Linked DNA regions of Mus musculus: regions 1 and 2 are each linked to region 3. A link is a loop called in an ENCODE intact Hi-C map of the cell type or tissue named here. Cell type or tissue: left cerebral cortex. All regions are shown on one strand.

What was found. Peaks named below come from ENCODE experiments on the same cell type or tissue, not always from the same donor. Only the 100,000 strongest peaks of a DNase experiment are listed, where the experiment ranks them.
Region 1: it touches region 3 in a loop (2.0-fold over the local background); 13 of 42 quality-filtered maps call a loop at or near these places.
Region 2: it touches region 3 in a loop (5-fold over the local background); 13 of 42 quality-filtered maps call a loop at or near these places.

What each region holds. Positions count from the first base shown.
Region 1 is chr11:88,083,827-88,091,826 of GRCm38, reverse strand. Vezf1 (vascular endothelial zinc finger 1) reads right to left here. Exons shown (of 6, transcript NM_016686.4): 6 at 7,098-8,000. Among named protein-coding and RNA genes, the nearest start is that of 2210416O15Rik, 10 kb to the left of the region's middle. In left cerebral cortex, no CTCF peak of the experiment used is centred here; a DNase peak (open chromatin) is centred at 4,703; H3K4me3 peaks cover 948 bases; H3K27ac peaks cover 704 bases.
Region 2 is chr11:88,094,490-88,102,489 of GRCm38, reverse strand. Cuedc1 (CUE domain containing 1) reads right to left here and starts at 3,344. Exons shown (of 11, transcript NM_198013.3): 1 at 3,147-3,344. It overlaps 2210416O15Rik (RIKEN cDNA 2210416O15 gene), which reads right to left and starts at 4,432. Exons shown (of 4, transcript NR_045499.1): 1 at 4,362-4,432; 2 at 4,173-4,275; 3 at 3,738-3,821; 4 at 2,383-3,628. In left cerebral cortex, a CTCF peak has its summit at 3,321; DNase peaks (open chromatin) are centred at 2,626, 3,279, 3,723 and 5,069; H3K4me3 peaks cover 1,798 bases; H3K27ac peaks cover 2,101 bases.
Region 3 is chr11:88,159,040-88,167,039 of GRCm38, reverse strand. The region is part of intron 1 of Cuedc1 (CUE domain containing 1); the gene reads right to left. Among named protein-coding and RNA genes, the nearest start is that of Mrps23, 41 kb to the left of the region's middle. In left cerebral cortex, a CTCF peak has its summit at 4,750 (motif pointing right); DNase peaks (open chromatin) are centred at 4,802, 5,244, 5,641, 7,398 and 1 more place; H3K4me3 peaks cover 1,143 bases; H3K27ac peaks cover 3,618 bases.

The DNA of each region.
Region 1 (8,000 bases), 75 kb after region 3:
ACCGAGAGAAGCCTTAGGAAGATGTGACAACGGGGAATGGTCTAGAACGTGGAACAAAGGACCAAATGTATAGTCCGTGTGGATGGAGCACCCAGGGCTTTTAAAAAAAGAATTTAAAATTGACAGGAATTTTCACTCTGACTTTCCTGAAGACATCAAGAGCTAAGGCAATGAGGCCCCGTACCAGGTAGCTACACAAACTTGGAGGCAAGCATGTGCTACAAACAATTCACAGACTCAAGAGAAGAGCTCGCTGGTCCCCTAAGACGGGGGGGGGGGGTCTGACTGGTTTGTACCTCCTGAACTCCCCGTAGTTTCCCAGAGCATGATAAACATGAAATGTTGGTCAGGCCAAGATACAGGTGAGTCTCTTCTCTACCGCCTCCTCACTGGGTGGCTTAGCCTCGTGTTCTATCATTCATTCTCTCATCAAATATTTTTAAATGATTTATTTTTATTTCATATGCATTGGCATTTTGCCTTCATGTATGTCTATATAAAGAAAAGGCATCAGGCCTTCCACCGTAGAATTGGAGACAGTTGTGAGCTTCCATATGGGTGCTAGGACTTGAACCCAGGTCCTTTGAAAGAACAGCCAGCACTCTTCTGTTTTGTTTTGTTTTGTTTTGTTTTGTTTTGTTTTGTTTTGTTTTGTTTTGTTTTTGTTTTTGTTTTTTCAAGACAGGGTAGGCCTGGCTGTCCTGGAACTCATTTTGTAGACCAGGCTGGCCTCAAACTCAGAAATCTGCCTGCCTCTGCCTCCCAAGTGCTGGGACTAAAGGTGTGTGCCACCACTGCCTGGCTTCAGCCAGCACTCTTAACCACTGAGCCATCTTTCCAGCCCTGGCTCTGTTTTTGTAATCTATAAATGGCAAAGAGGCTAGATAGTTACCATCTCAATAACTGGGAAATAGGAATAGTGGAGAATAACCTTTCATTTTCCTTTTGAAAAAGCTTTTAAAATTACATTCATCATTCTAATGTGTGCATGCATGTGTGTTAGTATGATTGAACACCTGCATGGATGTGGTCACAGTGTGTATGTGGAAGTCAGAAGTAAACTTTAAGCCATCTTGATGGTCCAGTCCTGATGTTTCTTGAACATTTACAGTGTGTCTGGCTCTGTTTTAAGCACTTTGGCATATGTTAATTAATCTTCAGGGAAAAGCTTGTCAGACATTACAGATGAGGGAACTGAGATACAGGGAAATGAAATAAGTCTTCTGAGGTCCTAGAGAAAGATACAGACTCATCCGGAGCCCAGAGCCCAGCACCTCACTGCACTTCTGCTGATGACATTAATAGCAAGCACACAGTGCTTCTGAACTGGCCATCACATAGTGACTCACTGCCCAGCTACCCTGCAGCAGCTACCACCATCCTCCCTGTCTCACAGACAAGGAAGCTGGCCACAGAGAGGTTAAATCAGTTGCTGCTTTTCGGCAAAGTCATGGGTAGTCAGACTGTATAGTTCATGGCTCGCTGGTTTCATATTCAACGACGGAAGCCTGTTCTGCCTTTTGCCATTCTTATTTTGTTCTGAGAAAGAATACAAGATGATCCTTGGCTAGTTAGAGAATTTGAGGCCAGCCTGAGGTACATGAGAACATGGGGAAGGAGGGAGGGAGGGAAGGAGAGAAGGATGGAGGGAGAAAGAGACAGAAACAGAGAGACAGAGAAAGAGGAGATAAAATAGAGTGACAGTAGGTTGGGTGGATGAACAGTTTTTACTGAGACTTGGAACAGGTGCCACAGAGACTATGACATCCTGGAGGAAAGCTCCTTCCTTCCTTCCTTCCTTCCTTAAGGGAAGCAGGCGCCTCCCATTCTTGCTTCCTGGAGCTCATTGGTCCTCAAGCACTAGTAGAAATGGAAAAAATGTCTTTTTCAGTTTTGTTTTGCTTTTTCAAGACAGGGTTTCTCTGTGTAGCCCTGGCTGTCCTGGAACTCACTCTGTAGACCAGGCTGGTCTCGAACTCAGAAATCCACCTGCCCCTGCCTCCCGAGAGCTGGGATTAAAGGCGTGTGCCACCACCACTCAGCAAATGTCTTCTTCTTTTGTGGAAGAGCCTCACTTAAGTTGCCCAACATAGTTCCAAAGCAGTGAGTGTCTGAGGGAGTGCTCATTCAGCAGGTAGCTCTTCATGAGACAAACAAGTCAGGTATAATGGCTCACAGTTGGAGGCCAGTTAGATTGGTTAGGGCTGGAGAGCAGGACTATGGAGGTGGAGGAGAGAAAGGAGGGGAGGAGAGAAAGGAGAGAGAAGGGTAAGAAAGAGAGAGAGAGAGAGAGAAGAGAGAAGAGAGAGAGACCCTCCTCTTCCTGAGTTAGTACTAAGCCTTTTGGGACAAGAGGACCACAAGGAGATTTGGGTCCTGGGGACCAGCCCCTCAGCAACCTCTACATTTAGCTTGCAGGGCTTGCTCCTCTTGCCCGCGGCACAGTTCAAGTCTGTTGGCTGGGAAAGTGTCAGTTCCTGCAGCTGGTCCTCTGGGGAAGGTCTGGAGTCAGCCTGGAAGATCTGAGACTGAGAGGAGGAAGAGGAGGAAGCGGAGGAGGGGAGCACTGATTCATTTGAGCGTGCATCCTGGATTAGTGTTTTCATCTAATTGCTTCCTCCTCCCAAGTGTTGGGATTGCAAGCATGTGTACCACGGTCTGTCTCTTCCTTTCTTTCCTGTGCAGAGGCACCTTGCCCACTATGGGAAAGACGGAATTAAGCCACTTCATGTGCATTCAGAGGGAAGCCCAGATGAAGAGTAGGAGTTTCCAATAGTCCTAATGGACCCCACCCGCCATGGTATATTAGTTGTAGGGAGAGAGGGGAGGAAGGAGGGAGAGAGAGGAAACTACGTAGGTACTCTGTCAGAATTAATATCATCTCTGTGGGTTGGAGGGACATTTTGTGCTTTCAGATGTGATACCCTGGGGGACATTGCCCTTGCAGTATCCCAGGCAACAGTGAAGAATGTCGTGAGACAATGCCAAGCAAACACAAAATAAGAAACTGTCAATCAAGTAAAAACAAAACAAGGCAGGAGTCTGTATATTTTTCTGTGTATTGGTGTTGGGTCTGCATGCGTATCCATGCACCGTGTGCATGCCTGTTGCCTGCTGACATCAGAAGAGTGCATTGGATCCCCTAGAACTGAAGTTACAGGTGGTCATGAGCTGCCGTGTGGGTTCTGGGAATTGAACTCAGGTCCTCCAGAAAATCAAGCAGTGTTCTTAAGCACCGAGCTGTCACTCCAGCCCCATGAGGGTCTGGAATCTGTATCTTTTTAAAATATCAGCTATATAATGTGTAATGTGCTAGAGGAAAGAAGATATATTAATTAATTATATCTTTGTTATGATCAAATACCTGCAAAAAAGCAACTTCAGGGAAGGTTTTCTTTTGGCTCACAGTTCAACGGATCACAGTCCATCATGGCTGCTTGTCTACAGACCAACAAGCAGAGAAGAAAGCAATGATAGGACTCATCTGGCTTCCTCCTCCCGCCCTTTAATCAGTTGAGGTCTCCAGGTTAAAGGATGATGCCATCCCTATTCAGAGTCATCCTCTGAAAACTTCCTCATAGAACCCAACGGTGTGCCTCATCAACAATGTGTCTGGTCATGGTGACAATGAAATTAACCATAATAGAAAAAAGTTGGAACACAAGTGGCTGATTAAATGAAAGTATCGTATAAATATGTGACATTAACGCCTAGGCTGTGGTATAAAAGTGTTTGGAAACATATAGAGATGTCTTTAACAGGTCACAGCTTTGATGTATAAAACCTGGAAAGTCCAGGAAAATAGCAACAACAAACTAACAAATAAAAATTAGAAGAGCCCTCTGTGCTGGTTCAGGATTTTAATCCCAGCGCCCAGAAGGCAGGAGGAACAGGGGGATATCTGCCACTCAAGGCCAAGGAAGTTTACATAGCAAGCTCTAAGCCAGGCCAGGCCAGCTCTGCATAAAATGTAGCAATAAATAGATAAATAAATAAACAAAATAAAATAAAATAAAAAAGGTCCATGGTGCTTTAGCATAAGGAAGAATATGAATTCTGCAATGCTGGGTAAAAGGCATACAGGTGTTTACTGTAAATTTGAAAACACATCACCCCTGTTTTACTTCTTTGTTTTGTTTTGCTTTGCTTTGAGTTTTCCCTGCATAAACTCTGCATCATCTTTGTCTCTGGGGTCTGGTGTAAGGAGTGAGTTTCAAAGGAGCAAAAGCATTTAGCCGCATTCTAAAAATAGATAGATGGGCAGGAAAAGCATTTCTAGCATACGGAACAGTATGATTAAAGGAAGGAGTGGTAAGTATAGATGTCGCTGGCAAAGGGGGTGTAAGGGTAGCCTAGCAGTCGACCTTCCATGGCAAGTCATGGTCTTGGCTGAATTACAAAATGCGTTCCTCCACTCCTCGCACAGGCTGGTTCCCTAGCTTGCTCTCAAAGGATTTGGATATAAGATACAGAAAGCGACTCAGCCAGCCAGTCTTAGAGGAGCTAGCGCCGGATTTGGGGAACCATGGAATTGAATTTTGCCTGTCTACGTGGAATGATTACAAACCATCTTGCCAAGTGTAGAAGCGAAGTAGCTTTCCACTTACAAGCTTCTGTAGACGCAGTTGCAGTTGCCCGCAATCTGTGAATGAGCAAGAGGATAAAACCAACCAATCAGGGCTCAGTATACCTCAGCCAATCCCAGCTCAGAGATGTTCTAGGCAGGGCGGGGCTGATGCTCCGAAAGAGTTGTTTGTTGGCCTGTTGCCCCTCCCCCAACGCCCTGGCGTTCACTTCTAGGGAGAAAGAGGCCTGGAAGCCGCAGAAAGGCCAGCAAAGTGGATTAAACGAAAGGTGCAGGCAGAGAACGCTAAACCCGGACTGCTGCAGCCATGGCAACGCCGCATTTGCCTATTGCACTGTACCCAGGACATCCTAGAAGGGCTTCCTAATGCTGCAACCCTTTTATACAGTTCTTCATGTTGTGGTGACCCCCAACCATAAAATTAATTTCGTTGCTACTTCATAACTGCAATCTTGCTATTGTTATAAATCGTAATGTAAATATTTTTGGAGATTGGATTGTCAAAGGGGTCCCGATCCACAGGTTGAGAACTGGTCTAAAAAGATGCATGGCCGCTCTCCTTCATCTACCTGGAAAGGTGGGGGCCACTCCCTTTCCTCTTGGGAAAGGAAAAGGGAGGCTGCTGTTCCGCAGGGTGGTATTGCTCAAGAGACTTGTACCCCAGTACCTCCAGTGGAGGGAGAAAAGAATGCCTCCCCCAAGATGCACCATACTCAGACAAGCACATAGCCTGTCTCCTGGCCTCTTGGTTCTTCCAGGATTCTAGCATGAACCCCTCAGGCCACTTCTCAAGCTAATGTCCAACTGGTAGCTTTCCCAAGGTGTCTTCCCTCCAATTTTCTCATTCCTGAGATGAGGGTGAACTGCCAGTCCCGACCCGATTGATATCCTCACAAAGGAGGCAGGAAATAAGAGGCTGGCGGCGTAACTCAGAGCAGAGCACTTTATCACTACGTATGTGCCTCGATGCCCAGCACTGCCCAAACAAAAGCCAAGCAAGAGGACTAGGTAAAGATAGGATGCATTGAATTTGAGGTTCTAGGTGCTGGTGAGATGGCTCAGCAGCTAAGAGTTCTGTTTCTCCATTGAACTCGGGGTTCCATTCCCAGAACCCATGTGGAGCCTACCAACTGTAACTCCAGTTGCAAAAGGTCAGTGGTGAGACACCCAGGGCACTAGGCACACGTATGTACAGACACACATGCAGGCAAAACATCCATATACATAAAATAAAATCTTTGAGTTTCTAGTCCCATACTCTGTAGCAGGCCTTGTGCTAAGCATTTTATATTCACTTAGATCAAAACTGAACTAGGTTTGTAACTTAAAGTTATTTGTTAACTTGGCAGGATCCAGAATCATCTGGGAGCCAGGCCTCTATGCATGCCTGGGAGGGGACTATCCCGATTATGGTGAGGTAGAAAGATCCACCTACTGTGAGCGGCCCCATTCTTTTTTAATGTTTACATTTTAATTATTTTAAATTATATGCACATGTGTTTGTCTGTGTGTGAGTATGTGCTCTTGAGTATGGATGTCCCCAAAGGCCAGGGGTGTTGGATGCCCTAGAGTTGGAGTCAAAGGCAGTTGTGAGCTTCTATATGCAGGTGCTGGGAATCAAACTTGGGTCCTCTGGACCCACCTTAGGTCCTCAGAGGTGCTTACTAAGAGAAACTGGACTCTACTCCTCAAATTCAGCCAGCATTCAGCCCCAAGGGACTTTAGCTTCACAAATTCAGCACCCGCCAGGGCCAGGCCAGAGGTGGTGGTGAGATTTACAGATCCATATAGGTGTGAATGATATTCTTTGAAGCTATAAAACACTGTAGAGAAGAAATGGACAGGAGGCTGGGTCAGTCCAAGGATTGATCACACCTTCTGTCCATTGGCCCTTGAGGACAAGGACGTGCAAGCCTCTACCCTCTCTATCCTCACCTCAGCTCTCTCCAGAGAACCAAATTATGAGGCCCTAGGAGAGCAGAAACAGACACATGGGGCTAGAACAACTCAGTGAAATGAAAGTCCCCTCATTCCCAAGACAAGACTATCACAAGGCACGTGATCCCTCTAGCTGTACTCAGAATCAATAAGGAGACTAAAACAACTATCACAGCAAATCTGGAGGCACCCAAAACTTTTCCATTAAGTGAAGTGTCTGAATCTTGATTTGCTATTTGGTGATACTGTCTTGTGGGGACTTGTCCCATCTGCCTTAACCAGCCCCCCACCCCCCACCCCGCCCCCAGGCTTTACATGACAATTAATGTCTACCCTTGCCTGGTTTACTGTTACCTTAGTGGAGCTGGGTGGCAGGGGTAATTACCCTTCTGCAGTCTGGTTCCCTTCCACCCGCCCTTTTCTGGCACCATGGGACCAAGCACCCCTCCCTTCCCAGCTCAGTACCAGGAAGTGTGTATGTGGGCAGGAGGCCCACACCTGGGAAGGAATACTTCAATCATTTTCTCCCATCACAGTGAACGGAGGAAGCTTCTGCGGCATTAACAGTCCATCATAACAGTTGTGACTGGTTAACTTTAATTTGTCAAAATAAATCTGCAGTATTTTGCATGTTAGTAATACAGTGCTGGTATTGACAGGTAAATCATCATCCGCGTACATAGAAACCTTCATTTAGGAGCACACCTTAGGAGGGAAATGAATACACAGGAGAAGGGAGATGCAGGCCAAGCAGCGAGCCCTAGAGCAAGCATAACAGGCTGGATGTCAGATTTGAAGATTATCTAATACAACTGTTTAGCTGCCAATCTGATAAGGGAAAGCTCTCCACCAGGTTACAACCAGGAGGGAAACCATACTCTGCCTTTCTGTAGAACGGTGGCCGTTGGTGCATTCGACACACGGGCGAATCAGCTCAGCATCAGCATCACAACTCAGTTTCAGGTCCGGGCCACGGGAGGATTTCACCACACGGCCTATCTGTGCCCCCTCTGCCCTACCCTCACCCATCCTGCCTCAACTCTCTCCCTCCCCAAAGAAGACACAACGTGGCTTTATTATTGCAGACAAGCTTCTTAAGTGAATAAAGTATGCATACAAAATAGCATTTTAACTGAAGTCATACAATGAAGTCTCACTCCTGTTTACAATGAATTGATAAAACAACCATTTCTAGTATATATCCTTTTTTTTTTCTTTCTGTAAGAACTAATACTTTCAGGATCTCATGACCACGCTGTAGCCTGGGGGAAGGACCCACACCTGCCCACTTTGAGGACTGCTCCTTGGCCACTGTAGAGGAAGCCTGGGTTATCTGACCATAAGGACCATGACTGCCAGCACAACAGAGATGACAAGGCCCGACGAGCAGAGCACATGCCAGGAAATGAAGGTTTCCTCCACATGTGACCGCTGCCCTCCCGGGTCTCCGCAGTGCCATTCCTAGGCCTTCCCCCAT
Region 2 (8,000 bases), 65 kb after region 3:
TCTACCAACTGGGCTGCATCCCGGCCTCGTGACCTCTTTTGAAGATGAGAACTTTAGCTGCTTTATTACATGGGTGGTTGGAAGCAGAGAGGATTCAACAAACAGCAGAGCAGCCAAGGCAACTCACATCTCGAGTCTACCCACCAATATGTGGCAGCCAGAGAGAGTTTCAGCAGGAAGGTAAATCCCAGACACAAGGCAAGGTGGACCCTGCCACAAGAGCCTTGCTTGCCACCAAGACATCTTCCAACTCCCATATCAGGGACCGCTAGACCACCGTCATTTTGGGTCCTCAGACCTAACTGTTACTTGTCATAATGGCAGGAGCCAGCAAACCCCAGACACCTCCTGCTCCTGCTCACCTTGCCTGGTCAGAGGTGAGCCCAAGGCTCTGAGAAATTCTCAGCTCTGTTGCTTAGTAACAGCAGGGTGACTTTAGGGAACTCTGAAGGAAACAATGGATGGTTCTGCACACCAAGCCACACACACACTCACTGGCTAAAGAGAACTCCCCATGCGCTGGATGGCACGGGTTGCAGCAGGCTGCAGGTTAGATCCCTGGAGTCAGAACTTCTTACCACACTCAAACCAAGACCGCCATTGTTGCGTTTTATGAGACGGGAGGTCTACTTCCAAGCCTGGTTTCTGCATTTACTGTTTGTGACTGGCTTTAAAGACAATATTAGTGGCCTCATTAAAAGGACATTCAAAATCCGGGTGGTGGTGGCACATGCCTTTAATCCCAGCACTTGGGAGGCAGAGGCAGGTGGATTTCTGAGTTCGAGTCCAGCCTGGTCTACAAAGTGAGTTCCAGGACAGCCAGGGCTACACAGAGAAACCCTGTCTTGAAAAACCAAAAAAAAAAAAAAAGGGGGGGGGGCCTCTGGTCCATCAGAGGTGGCGTGAGCCTAAGGAAGACTTCTGAGTACTGAGGCAGAGAAGTCTGACATGGAAGATCCTGGGCTCCTCCAGATCTCAAGCAGACACCTGCACAGCATCCCAACAGCCCAGCATCCAGAGCATTATGGGTAAGAATAGCAGAACCACCGTCTCTGGAACTGTACAGGCAATGAGCCTCAGTGGCTTGTCTGTCCTCCATTTGTGTTCTGAAGTCTCAAGAAATGAAAAGAACTGCAAATTACCCTGACTGTTTTCTTGGGAAAATCTGCTCCAAGGCTCCCCAAGAAGACTCTTCTTCCATACTTACGAATGCTCTCCACGAGGCCCCTCGTGTCCCTAAGACAAACAGGGGCTCCTGAAAACGTCTCCTATACTCACCCACACTTATCCTTTTGTTTCCCCTTCATTCAATAGCCCTGTGGCCCTAACACGGTACCTAGGGCCTCCCCACCAAACAGACAGCAAACTTAGTCCTGGGAGAATGGCCACCTCAATTGCCCCTGCCCTCTAGCTAACTGGAGGGAGCTGGGAGCTGGGCCAGAGCTTCCAGGTCTCCATGGCCACAAGTTCAAAGTGGCATGAGAAAGAACCTCACAGCATTTCTACTTTGGGCCCCCTGGGATTATCTACTAACTAGCCACAAAGTTGGAATCTGCTCCAAAAGGCCTGAATTAGACGGAAAACTCTTAATATAGGGGTCTTAATTAGAACCCTAGCACCAAGGGGACATATTATGCCCCCTGGCAGTGCACAGGAATGCTCCAGCACCTGTGCATGTTGGGGCAGTGTGGTTAGGGTATAGCTTTCACCAGATCCCAAAGAGGCCCTTGGTCTAACTCTGAGACTTGGCCTTCTCCATCTCTCACCAACCCTGAGCTACCCTAACTGCCCAGAGCCTCTGCTTTTCAAGACTGTACCCAGCTGTTTCCTTGTCTCCTGCTCCATCCAGCAAGAGAGTGTGGACGGGTGATTTCCAATCCAACCTTCTGGATGAACCTCTGGTGGCCCAAGCCAAGCTACATAAAGAAAGGTACCATCCCTCCATTTAAACGGAGGTCCCACTTCACATTCGATCCAGCAGGAGCCAAACTTCATAATGAGATGACATCTATAAGATAAGGAGACTCCTAGTATCACACACTGCCTTCAAACAGCATACATAGTTAACTCCATAGGTCTGTAAAGAACCTTAGGGCTGGGAGGGCCAGAGCAACTCCAGAACCCCTTCTCCTGGGCCAGGTGGCTCAGGGTGTTGCAAGGTGTATTTCCTGGGTTTCAGGCTACTGAGGACCAGGTGGTGACCAAGGCACATGGTCTTCTATCCGACGTCACCTCTAGGGTATCTCATCACTATCTTCCCAATTATCCACCCCCACCCTCTATTCTTACAATAAGTAAATAAACAAACAAATAAAGGAAATCTAAAAATCTCTCTTCCTTAAAACACCCTCTCCAGGAATTTAATAGCAGTATGAATTTCTTGAAGCTGAAACTTTTTATTAAGGAAAGAAAATGGACAAGCCCATGCTGGGGTGGCAAGCCACCAACCATTCAGAGAGAAACCCAAGAGCGCTGAAGGAATAAAGGCAAGCCCCGGCCCCCTGGAGCTCAGCGCCCCAGGCACTCAGAGTTCGAGGGGCGGGGGAGCAGGGGCGGGGACAGCGCATTCTGAACTTTCTCCAGCCGGGTCGCGGAGAGACGCAGCTCCCAGGGGACCGGGTGGGACCAGAAAAGGCTGAACCGACCGGTGACCACGGCGGGAGCAGGAAACGATTCTCCCCTCCCCCTAAAAGGAGTTCAGCTCCCAACCCAGGCCCCCGCCTCGCCATCGCCATTCAGGCTGCGCCCCCAAGCCCGGGCGAAGCCGGGAGGGTGTCCACACAAAGCGGGGAACCGGGGAGCAGAGAGACCCGGGTTGAGCAGGCTCCCCAAGGCCTCGCGTCCCTTCCTCGCGGCGCCGGCTGGCCGGCGACCACCCCTCGGATCGCGGCCCCGGGATCCTCCGCACGCTCCCTGTGCCCAGGACCAGGAACGAGGCGGGCAGCGGCGGAGGGAGGGCGGCCGGGGACCTGCCGCGGGCTCCCGGGCAGCCTTGGCCACCGCGCGAGGACTCAAACTCGCGACGGCCCGGCCCTCGCGGCCGCGCCTCGGCGATGCTCCCGGGGAAGGTGGGGCCACCGGGCCGGGGTGGAGCGCGGCGCCCGCGAGCTCGCGCTAGGGGCGGCGAGAGCGAATCGGGGTCTTACCGAGCACCGCACGCGCGTCCGCTCCCGCGGGGCCGCTGGGGTCGGGCGGCGGGGGAGGGGCGCGGTCCCGCGGCGGCAGCGGCAGCCCGGCTTGGTGGCGCGGCGGCGCGGCTGGGCGCCGGGAGGCGGAGAAAGCGAGGCGAGGCCGGCTTCCTAGCGGCGGGCGGCGAGAAATGCAGCTGTCCCTGCGAAGCTGCCGGCGGGGCCACAAGTGGGGCGCGCGGGGAGGAGCGGGGCTGCGCGCGCGGCGGGGCTCAGGCTGCGACACCCCCAGACCCTCTCCCCAGGACTGGAAGCAGGAATAGGGATCCCGAGGCCAATGCGGTTGCGCAGGATACGGGGCAAGGGGAGAGGGATAAGGGGCAAGGGGCCTCTGAGGACACTGGGACAGTCTCCTCTGTGCATTCCTGCACAGACCGCTCCTCTTGAGGACTTGTGATCTTCCCTTTATGGCCCGGTGTGATGCGCTTGGGCTCTGCCGACTTGGGAAGCACCTTAAGGGGTTGTTAAAGCAAGGAGACCTGAGACGTGGGAAATTTGGGAAAGAGGGGGACCTAAATGCAAGGCTGACCTGAGAGTTTGCAGACATACACGAGGAGCCACTAGTGAGGGCTGTAGAAGATGCACGAACCTCTCTGGGCTTGGGGACATCAGGAGTGTGGGAAAGTGGCAGCTCTGCGGAGTTAGAGTTCAGGAAATAAAATGTAATATTGAGGCCAGAGGAAATCGTGAAGTTGATTAGGAAAATCAAAGTTACCACCCACTAACATCTTATCTCCACCCAGCATTCGCCATTACTTCAAAGGCTTCTGAGCCTCGATAAGGGATTCCACAAACGTTTTAATAAACGGTCGATCAACTGGTTAATTTTCCAAGTGGTTTGGTTTTGTGCACTAATTTGGAGATGAGAAAAGGGAACAGAGGGAATGATGGAAGAGCCTGCCCATTTGTGTGTGGAGCCCTGCACACAGCCCTCTCCTCTTCCGAAGACTTACAATCTTTGCTGAGAAGTCTGGGCATGCTCACCCAAGAGACATCTGATGGTGAAAATCACAAACCAAGGCCCCAGAGTCTCCATCCTTTGCTTGTCAAGGGTAATTTCTTCAGCGAGGTGGAATCTGAGGATACCCTGGGAGAAACCCCACCTCTGAGAATCCCTTGTTCCCTTCGGCCCCTCTGCCCATGCCCCTTCACCCGGCTTCCGGGAACCCTCACACTATCAGGACCCCACGTGAAAAATTCTGACTCTGAAGTCCTCCGATGTGGCTGCTGACTGAGATGTCACCAAGCGCTCAGGATTTATCCTCTCGGCCAGTAAAGCCTAGATGATGGTATCGAGTTTGTCACTTTATACTGTAGTGTTAACTTCACCTGTCACTTTTCTGCTTATTGGCAGAATCTTTCTCTAATCTGTCCCAGTCACTTTGACATTTCAGGACTTGGGGTTGGGGTGGGGGCTACCAATCTGGAGATTTTCCTGTTTGTGCGTGCCTCTAGGATGCTTATGAAATGTATTTTCATTCAAGTCGTTAGCAAAGCCAGCTAGTCGCTGTGATTGTCACCCTTGAAGTAGCCTGTCTGTGAGCTTTTCAATGTCCTCCTTTGGGGTCGATTCCGGAAGCAGCTTCCCAGTCCTGCCTCCCTACACCCCCACCCCCACCTCCACCCCTGCTTCTCATACCCAGAGCAACTTCACTCTCCCCTACTGCTGCTCTGAGCACCTAGAGGCTCAGGTTAGGTTCTCTTGCAACCCAGCCCCTCTTATCTGCTGCCTGCCTCAGGTCTCCAGCATCAGGTCCCTTGGAGATCTCATGGAGGCTAACAACAAACTCAAAACCATTCCTCCCTCATCTAAACGCCACCTCTTGGCACAGAGGCTAACCAGCTCAGTCCCTGCCCTCCCTCTTCCTGGGTATTCTGTTGCTCTCCAGCTGTAGCCATCCTTCCTTCCCTTTCCCCTACTTCTTCCCACAGCTGCTGCCTGGCTCCAGCCCCTGTGCTCTGCTCTCCACAGCTGGTGAGAGACCCGTCCTGCTCTCTAGCCAAACTTCCTGCCTGCTTCAGAGAACTCCAATCCGTTCTTTCTTTCCACCGTCCCCTTTCTGCTTCAAGCCTACCAACACTTCAAGATGCCCCCTTTTAAACTAATCCTGTCCTGATCCTGCCCTGCCCGCAAGCCATCGCCCTAGTAATGTCATCTCATCCGAAGTAGACTTCCTCTAAAATGGAGACGCATATCTCTTACTTGTTCCAGCCTCATTCTAGCTTTTCTTTCCTGCGGTCTGGCCTTCTTCCCCAGTCATCCCAGGAGCTACACTCTGTGGGAGGCCCTGGCAGGAACCTGGTTGTCTAAACCCATGAACCTCCTGCTTACCCCACTTCTTGGCTCTGATACAACCCCAGGTGCTTTTAAGGCTTCTTTGAAATTTCTCCCACCCCACAGATTGCCCATCCTACAAGGTTTCCCCAACAACCCCCACGCTTCTTCAGTAGCCTTCTCTAGCACCCAATTCCTTCCTGCTCTTCCAACAAACTAGGTCCTAGGATGTGTTCACAGAGGTTAATAGTTTTCAGTGGGCACCAAACTTTAGGACTTCTTCAACCTGCTACATGACTTTGGGGCCAGGCACTTAACTCTCTGTGCCTCAGGTCCCTTACTTGTGCTGATTAAGGTCTAGTTCATTTAATGTATTTGGGTGTTTTGCCTGCATTCACATGTGTGCCTAAAGAAGGCATCAGATCCCCTGGAACTGGAGTTACAGATGGTTGTGAGCCATCATGTGGATGCTGAGAATCAAACCCAGGTCCTCTGGAAGAGCATCCAGTGATGTTTAACACAGAGTACAAGTTGGCAAGGTATGTTTAGGGCCATTTCAAAAATTTCTGGAATCTGTTCTAATCCCAAGCAAAAATCCACTTAATATTTCTTGAGACAGGATCTCAACTACATAACACTGGCTGTTCTGAAATTCACTGTGTAGACCAGACCTATCTCAAACTCCCAGGGATCCACCCACATATGCCCAATGAGTGCTGGGATTAAAGGCCGCTGCCACTATGCCTAGTTTCATTTAATACTGTCTATGAAAGTCAAGTCAGCAACCTCCAACAGCAATTTTTTTAAAAAATCAAACACTCTAACAAATAACAGTGATTTGATCCATTCTTGGGAGTGACAAATTAAAACTCTTTGTTTTCTATAATTAAACTACTTTGATTCTATTTAAAAAAAAAAAAAACAGGAAACTTTGCATATAAAGAATGCAACTCTTTTTTTTTTTTTCCCCCGAGACAGGGTTTCTCTGTACAGCCCTGGCTGTCCTGGAACTCACTCTGTAGACCAGGCTGGCCTCGAACTCAGAAATCTGCCTGCCTCTGCCTTCCGAGTACTGGGATTAAAGGCGTGCGCCACCACTGCCCGGCAGAATGCAACTCTTAATGTATAATAAATATTCTTGAATTCCAGCCAATGTGATTCTGGGTGTATTAGCTGGATTTTGTTTTTGTTTTTTTGTTTTCTGCGGTGATATTGGTGATGTGAAATGTGTGTGTTGTATGTTCAGAACAAAGTCTCTGTTGAAGCGTGGATACGACACGCGTGAATGCTGCCAGAAAAGGCTCAGGTTCATTGAGTGTTTGATTTCAAATTAATTTTGGGTCACTGCATTCAGAAACCTTTTACTATTTCCAAAAATTGTGTAACCTTCGCATTCAGTTATGCAACCCAATCTGGGGCTGTGGCCTACAGTGTGAGAAGGTGAGCACGGAGGCACGGGGCCAACAAAACATGTATATGTATTATTATATATTACATAACATATCATAGAAGAGGATTTACTGGCAGAGGGTGGTGGTTCACACCTTTAAACCCAGAAGTGGGAGGCAGAGGCAGGTGGATCTCTGAGTTGAGGCCACTCTGGTCTACAGAGTGAGTTCTAGGACCGCCAGGGCTACCCAGAGAGACACTGTCTTGAAAACATAAAAAAAAAAATAAAAGTAAGATAAAAATAATCAAAAAAGTTAAAGGGGATTTATTAGGCTGATTCACATGATAGGAACTAGGTAATCCAGAAATGGTGGTCTGTATGCTGGAGAAACCGAGAACCCAGGAGTTGCTCAGACCCAGAAGTGCGATGCCACCGTAGTCCTGAGGACATGCACCAAGATCTCTGGTGAGAGTGAAGCCATATTGACAGGCCTGTGATGCCGATGTCTGAGCTCCACAGCAGTGATACCTACTCAGAAAGGAAGAAAGGCTAGCATGCATCCTCTCCCCTCAGACTTCTCTTTGATCTGGGCTGCAGTGAGGGTGGGTCTTTCCCTTCAGTCGTCTCTTAGTACATTTGTCTCCTCAGGGAGCATCCTAAGAGAAACCCCGGTGTAGATATCTCATGGTCCAAAACCACCATCGCTGACTGGAACCTGGTAAGCTGAGCGTCCACATTAACCTTCCTCTTGTCAGGTCTTCCCAGGGTGCCTTTCTTCTATTCTCCTTCCTGTCCTACTCGACCCCACCTACATGTGCTAGAACCAACTGTGGATGCTTTCTGCTCCCGTACTGCAACAGGGGAGGTGATGGGTGCCTCTGTCTAGTCTCTGTCCATGCTAAGCTCAGGCCACTGGGGCATTTATCATTATGCGTGATATTATTATTATTATGCACGAGGCTGATGCACAGCTGTTGCCCAACAGCTGGGCTCCAGGGAAGACAGGATGCTTCTTCACCTTTAGGACTAACAGTGCACAAGAGCAAGCAGTCATGGCTTTGAAAGTGACTGTATCATCCCCGCCAACATGAGACCTTCTTCCTAGCACCACCAAAGACATTAACAAGGCCTGTGGTAGGACAGGAGG
Region 3 (8,000 bases):
ATTACAAGCATACAGGTTCTGAATAGCTAGTGGGCACTGAAGTCCCTTCCTGCCCTGAGAGAACTCCTAAATGAGATCATGTGCCCACACCATGTGTAGGTATGACATCCTTACACATGCTACCATGCGCATAAGTTTGTTTTGCTATGTAATTAAACCATAACTTCTACTACTGTACCACTACATTTATCTACTTAATGGCACATTGTAGGCATCGTCCCACATCACAACAGAGACCCACCTCATCGCGTGACATGCTTGTCAACTAAGTGAATCAGGAATTACCATCCCACTCCCTCTATTTCCTGCCTGCCCAGAGGAGCAAGTCACGGCCAAGGGAGGCCAGAGTCATGTCACAAGGGTGGCCGCGGATGATCAGTCTAGGGATTGGGTTGTGAGAATGAGTCCAAGAAAGTTGCCAAATACATATGGCCTCCTCTCCCCTCCTGCCCACCCCTACCGTAGGAGGTCTGAGGCAATTCAGTGCTTCTGTCAAGAGAGAAGGCCTACATTCAAGTCTCTAACCTCTGGGCCACCAGGCCCCAGAAGCCAAGCCCTGATGATATTACACATGGGTTCAGAGGCTCTGATTAAGGCCCTTGAGAATACACTACCATCTCCCTGCCCCGAGTGTAATTCAGACAGAAAGATTAGCGACCAGGCTTGTCGCTCTGCCAAGGGCAACTCCATGAAGAGAAAGAAGAAAAATAGTGGGCTCACATTTATTCCATGAACCCCCTCTCACAGGTCCCTGGGGTTCTGGGTCTCTGAGTGTTGAGACACCCTGGCAAGGCATCCTGGAACTGACTGTTTACCCCAGGGTCCTGCTCTTAGGGGCTTACACTGTTTCCATGTAGAAGAAACAAACCGGCCCTCAGCCTGTGGCAGACTGCCTGCAGGCTTGGGTAGGAGTGTGCAGCTGCACTGCCCCGTGGAAGGGAAAGAGGGAGGCCACAGGGGCTCTTTCCCAGCCTCTGGCTATCAACCCAGGGCTTTCCTCCAGATCACTGATGGATACGTGGATGGATACGTGGATGGATACGTGGATCTCCCGGCACAAGCCAGGCCCTGAGGCCTCTGCAGCAGGACACACCCTGGTTCCTGTGACTACCCAAACCTGCCCCTGCAACTGTGTCCCCACATGAGCACAGTTGGAGAGGCAGAAAGGAGCTCAAGGACATGGCATGGGCAATGGAAAAGCCTAGCTCTTTCCACCAAGGCAGCTCTGTGGGTTTGGAGAAAGTAGTTCAGAAACAGGAAGCCGGGGAAACGGGATCTGGTGAACAGGCACGCCTCAGAGACACCCAGACTGCTGTAACTAGCACCAGGTAGGGGCTCGCATTGTCCTTTCTATTCCTTGCTAAACTTAAAGCCAGCCTGAGGCCAGGGCTGAGGAACGTTAGAAAAAAAAAATCACCAAGTCACACTGCCTTTTGTAACAAACCCTGCTACAAAAACAAAACAAAACAAAACAAAAACGGTTTAAAAAGCATGAAAGAAAGGAGGCGCGCAGATGACCTGGGCTTATGAACTTACACGGGACACTTTCCCCTGTCACCACCGAAGCGCCCCTCATCTTTATTATAATTCTCCAGCCCGTCTCCACTTTGTAATGAGTGGTAGGAATCGTTCAGTGAAGTCGAGTGACTTGTCCAAAACTGCACAGTTAGTGGGTACGTAGAAAAACCGGAATTGGTATCCCTACCTCCCGAGAGAGCTAACATGCCAAGTAAGGCTTGCAGGGCTGAGAGCCAAGGAGCCCGAGAAATGCAGCCACGTGTGCCTGGGTTTAGGACATTCCATCAAAGGAAACATGACCCAGACAGAACGGGGGGGGGGGGGGGGGGAAGGTCTGCTGGCACTGCCCCAGACCTGGCTACATGACCTTGGAGAGAGCAGGTCGTCTCTTTGAACCCACGGCTCCTGTGGGCAAGAAACAGGAAGGTAATCCCTGATGAGCTGGGCTGGAGGAAGTGAATCAAACCTGCTGGGCCCGTTAGACCTCTCCCTGAGCGAGTGGGTGTGGGTGACCTCGGGACCTGGAAGCAGAAACTTCATACCTGTCCTCCCCCGGGGGCCATGAGAGCCAGGCCCAGAGCCGCCCGCTTCCAGCTTCCAACTTCCAACTGGAAAGTGAGAAGCGGCAAGGCCTGAGTCACTTGGAGCCTGGCCCAGGGAGGTGGGCAGGCTGCCCCAGTGTGGCTCAGCCAGCCTTGTCCAAGGTCAAAACAGCCAGCCTCCTGCCTTAGGAAGGCCTGTTCGTGAAGCTGATGGCCAGGTCTGCACCAGGGATAAGATAGCCTGAGGATCAGAGGGCTGGGCCCGCATGTGAGCCTAGGAGGGCTCACATGGATTGGGAAAGTGATTTCAGGGCTCAGCACCTCGTCTTCCTCTCTGGCAGAAGCAGTGTGTGTGAGAGAGAAATGCTGCGATGGAACTTATCTGGGTTCCTAGGATGGAGGAAGTCCCTGCTGGGACAGGCTGTGGTGGGCTGTTCTGAGGCCTTGGTACCTCATGCTATACCCGCTGAGGAAATCCTGTGGTTTTAATATCTTCTGCCAGCTGCATGCTAGCTCCTGGTCTTGCCTTTCCTCCAGACACTCCCTCTACACCACAACTATGCAACCTACTATGCTCTCTGCCCAGATGCCCACCAGTAGCTCTGACAGAATAGGTTGATCCAACCCTGCCTGTGTCTCCTGTCTATGCACCACCTCTGCCCGCTGAGGTCAAAGCCTGGAGACCATCTTTAAGAACGTATCCCTGGGCTGGAGAGATGGCTCAGTGGGTAAGAGCACCCGACTGCTCTTCCAAAGGTCCTGAGTTCAAATCCCAGCAACCACATGGTGGCTCACAACCATCCGTAACGAGATCTGACTCCCTCTTCTGGAGTGTCTGAGGACAGCTACAGTGTACTTACATATAATAAATAAATAAATCTTTTAAAAAAAAAAAAAAAAAGAACGTATCCCTTAGCCAGGCATGGTGGTGCACGCCTTTAATCCCAGCACTTGGGAGGCAGAGGCAGGAGGATTTCTGAGTTCGAGGCCAGCCTGGTCTACAGAGTGAGTTCCAGGACAGCCAGGGCTACACAGAGAAACCCTGTCTCAAAAAAACAAAACAAAACAAAACAAAAAGAACATATCCCTTACACCCTCCATTCAACCCACAACAATCCCCATCTTCCTTGCCTTTTAGACTGTCCCTCAGGATCTGGTGGCTTCTTGTCCTCTGCCACCTCCCTGTTTCCTTGTGGACTGCATGTTGTGGCCACATGTCTTTCCTTACCTCCAAAGTCCCTGGCTGTTAGTCCTTAGACCACATCCCAGAACTTCACCATGGTCTATAAGATCCTTTGTGTTCCTGCCTTCAAATGTGTCTGTATGGAGCCTAAGGACGCAGCTCAGTCAGTAGGGTGCCTGTGTGTCACGCAGGAGGCTCTGGGTTGAGTCCAGCACACTGCATAAGCCAGGTGTGGTGATGCACACGTGTGATCCCAACAATCAGGAAACGGAGGCAGGAGGAACACTTGCTTCAAGGCCATCCGCAGTTACATAGCAAATTCAAAGCCCGAGTGGGACACAAGCAAAAGAAGTACAGGTGTATGCCCACAGGTACACCCACAGAGACATGCAGACACACGTAGACACGTACTGACGTGGCTGCCGTTCATCCAGCCACCCTGAGCACTCTGTGCAGATCACTTGACCAACAAACCTACACTCTCCTTTGGGACCTTAAGCTCTCTCAGCACCTTGTCTCTCCTCCTTCTGGTCCCTGCCACATTGTCAGGGAGACTGCTCTATCAGCTCAGTCTGTCTTCCGGCATTCCTTGACCTTTGCCCTGCTTTGTCATCCTCTGTCACAAACATCATATACAGTGCACTTGCCAGTGACCATCTTCTACACTAGATCAGCATTTTTTAGGGCAGATTTGCCACATCCAGTGTGGAGCTCCCAGTGTCCACAAAGCACCCAGTACAGTCAGCCTGTGCTAACTAAGTGGACGAGCAGAGAAGCAACCGGTGGGGTAACACAGTAACCAACTATGGGTGTCCAAAGCCCAGCAGCCGTTTGGATCCCACAAGCTCTCTCTGACTGTCATCAGGGCCTTCTCTCCCTGCACACAATTCTGACGGCTACACAATCAGCCCCAGGGGTCAGGAGACAGTGCCTCTCCCACTGCCAATTTGACTGTATTTTTCCCCAAGCTAGAACAGGGTCAACCTAGAACTTGAGACCCCAGAAGGAGGTATGAAGCTGTGGGCCAGCACTTACTCTCTCCCTCTCCCTCTCCCTCTCCCCCTCTCTCCCTCTCTCTCCCTCTCCCTCTCCCTCTCCCTCTCCCTCTCCCTCTCCCTCTCCCTCTCCCTCTCCCTCTCCCTCTCCCTCTCCCTCTCTCCCTCTCTCCCTCCCTCTCCCTCTCCCTCTCCCTCTCCCTCTCCCTCTCCCTCTCCCTCTCCCTCTCCCTCTCTCCCTCTCTCCCTCCCTCTCCCTCTCCCTCTCCCTCTCCCTCTCCCTCTCTCCCTCTCTCCCTCCCTCTCCCTCTCCCTCTCCCTCTCCCTCTCCCTCTCCCTCTCCCTCTCCCTCTCCCTCTCCCTCTCTCATCTCCACCTACCCCAGACTTCCTCTCTGTCAGTGGATGAGGAGCGTTTGGAACATCTGGTCCACCTGCAATAGTCTTAAGGGACTCATTTCTTGCCTAAGAACCATGCATAGCCCAGTGACACCAACAGACCAGGCCACTAGGTGGTGTCCCAGGGCCCAGGCCACAGCGGCTCCTGGGAAAGGGCTAACCGCAGCTGCCCTCCCAGAACCTTGTTGTGCCCCATCCCCCACCCTTGGGACTGACGGGAGGACAGAAGAGCCACTGGATAGCACAGGCATCTCAGAAAGGGGTGGGGGTGGGGGTTGGGGTTGCAGTCAAGACACCACTTTCTGTGCTCTCTCCTCAGGAGATGGAATTAATCCACCCAAGGCATTTTATCCTCCAGTGCCTACCCGGACTGGGAATCCTGGGCAGCCAGTGCTGCGGCAGAGCCTCGAGACAAGCTATCAGACCTGAAGGGTGACATCTGTACCCTACCCATCTGGGAAGAGAAGGGGGGCCCAGGCTGACTGCTTCAGCAAGACTCCATGATACCAGGGCCAGAGGGGTCAGAATGAGGTCATGTGGCTAAGTCCCAGGGAAACCTTAAGTGGGTGACGCGGTGTGAACAGAGAAGCTGCTGGGCTCGGCAGCCGCCTCCTCATACAATTGTCACCTCGGACACCGTGGGGGTGGGTGCAGGGCAGTCTGCCGAGTTCTAAGGCATCAGAACTGAAGAGGCTCGAAAAGGGAGGAGGGAGAGGTGGATGAGCAAGAGGTAGAAGCTACGGTCTGTGTGTGTGTGTGTGTGTGTGTGTGTGTGTGTGTGTGTGTGTGTGTGTGTGTGTGTGTGTGTGTGTGTGTGTGTGTGTGTGTGTGTGTGTGCGCGCGCGCGCGCGCGCGCGCGCCCGCGCCCGAGCCGGCATGTGTGTGGCCAAGCACCCTGGGGAGGAGGGGCAGCGCTGACAGAGCCGCCTTGTCCTCCGGCCCCTGCACAGGCTTGTTTTCTTCACAAGCTATTAATGTCGCTGTAGCTTCAAAAGCCGGGTGACCTTTAAATGCCGAGCCTCCTGCTCCCGCCCAGGGCTCGGAAACGGCTTAATGGATACTCAGCCCCAACGGTCACAGCTGCTCGGACGACAACAAAGCCTGCCTCATTCCCAGAGCCCCCAGAACTGCAGGGCAGCTACACCTGTGCCCATTCTCTAACCCTGGCGCAGCAACCAGAGCAAGAGGCCAGGTTGGACATGGCGGGAGGAGGGAAACCCGAGGGAAAAACACTGTTGCCACGCCCTGTTGTGTGACCTGGGTTGGTCCCTTACCTCTGTTAGTCATCTCTTTTTCACGAGGATTTTTTTTTTGAAAGTGCTGGAGGGGATAAGGAGAAAGGGGCGGGGGAGTGGGGAGTAAAGGGGGCGGGGTGTGTCCTGTAGAGATGGCTAGGCAGTTAAGTGAGTTTGCTGCTCTTGTAGAGGACCAGAGTTCAGTCCCCAGCATCCATTAGCTGGCTCACAACCACTTGAAACTCCAGTTCAAGGGATCCAAAATCTTCGTCTGGTCTCTGTGAGCACCTGCATAAACATGGTATACACAGAGGTGCACACACATACACATAAAGAAAAATAAATTTAAAGAAGAAAAAAAAAAAGACGCCCAAACTCTCTGCTAGGAGGAGACATGGTTTCCAGTCTGGAGAGCTAGCAGGGTGAGAGGTTAGGCCATACCCAGGACTAGCGCATGGCACAACGCCTCTGTAACCCCTCCTTCTATCTAAGTGGATCTGCGCTGCTTCGTGAGGAGAACCTTGCCTGACTCTTCCTTCTCCTGCATCAACACAAGTGACCGAGTCTGTAGCCACATGTGTCTGAGGGTGAGGCACCAGGGCAAAGGACTCCAAAGGAAGTTAAGATCCCTCCCCCACGGGCAGATCTGGCCCTAGATCCTCAGCCAGCCCTTGGGCACCATCCTTCATCCCTGCCCTGACACTTAGCAGCCATAAAAGGAGCCCTGAGGAGTCCAGTCCCTCTTCCAACTTTGATGAAGCTCTGCAGACATTCATAACACAACCAGCTCCTGTGTTAAGCTCATGGGTGGTGGCTCATACCTGTAAGCACAGGATGAATGCTAAATGGGCTGATACTGGGAGAACCCAGGATCAAAACAGAAAACTAAAGTATGTGTGTGGGGTGGGTGCGTGCCTTTATTCCTTGCACAAAGGTACAAAGGCAGGAGGATCTTTGTGAGTTCAAGGCCACCCTGGTCTATATAGTAAAATCCTGTCTCATAAATAAATAAATAAGGCCAGTGAGGTAGCTCAGTGGGTATAGGCACCTGCCACCACCTCTAACATCCTGAGTCCCACCTCCAGGATCCACATGGTAGAAGTGAACTCATTTCTGCAGGTTGTCCTCTGACCTTCATATGTGTGCTTGAGTGAGCTTAAGCACACATACATACAGTACAAATAAATTCAATGTAATAACAGATACTATTATTTTTAAGGCCAGGTGTCATAGTTCACACCCTGCAATCCCAGCACCTGAGGTTGAATCAGGCAGACCTCTGTGAGTTCAAGGCCAGCCTGACCTACATAGTGAGTTGCAGGCCAGCCAGGGCTACATAGTGAGACCCCTGTCTCCAACAAATGATAACGGCATCGTAGCCACGATGACTGATGCCCACCGCCTGAGCCTCTCTCCTCACCAGGCACCGTGGCAAAGGGCCTCACGTGTATCAATGTTCTTTATGCTTTCTGCAGTCCTATGCAGTAAATGCTCCCCCACCCTCTCCAACGGTATAGACGGAAAAGTGAGCTACAGAGAGTGAAACACTTGCTCAAGGTCACATGGCTAAGTGGCCAAGCTGAAATCTGAACCCAAGCTGTCTGATTCCAGATTCAACACAGCATCCGTCAGGCTGGAGAGCCACTCTGTTCCCTGGCACAGACCACAGAACGGACAGAGAAGGAGCACACGGCAAAGATCGCCAGACTGGGGGCAGCACTGAATCCCAGGGCACAAACTAACCCTAAGGGAGCTGAGGAGGGCCGGAGAGGGGTCTTCCAGTTATGAAATAGTGTTCAAGTCCAGGGAGCAAGGTAAGAAAGGGCTGGCGGTAAAGTTATATCTAGAAGAACAGAAAGCTCACAAAACCCAGTTTTCTTACCAAGCTCCTATTCCCCTTCCCACCAAAGCTGTCAAGTTGCCTGAGTAACAGACTGTTTACCAAAACCTGGGCGGGTTAGGGAATATTTCCACAACAGCTTCTCTCTCTATCAACAAACGCAGCCAACTCAGCCAACAGTTCAACTTTGGGCTGAGGAGATGAGACCTCATTGGGCGGAGAGGGGCTGCTTCCCACTCCACCCCAGGGACTGGCAAGAACATGTACGTGCCTGGGACCAAGTGAAGCT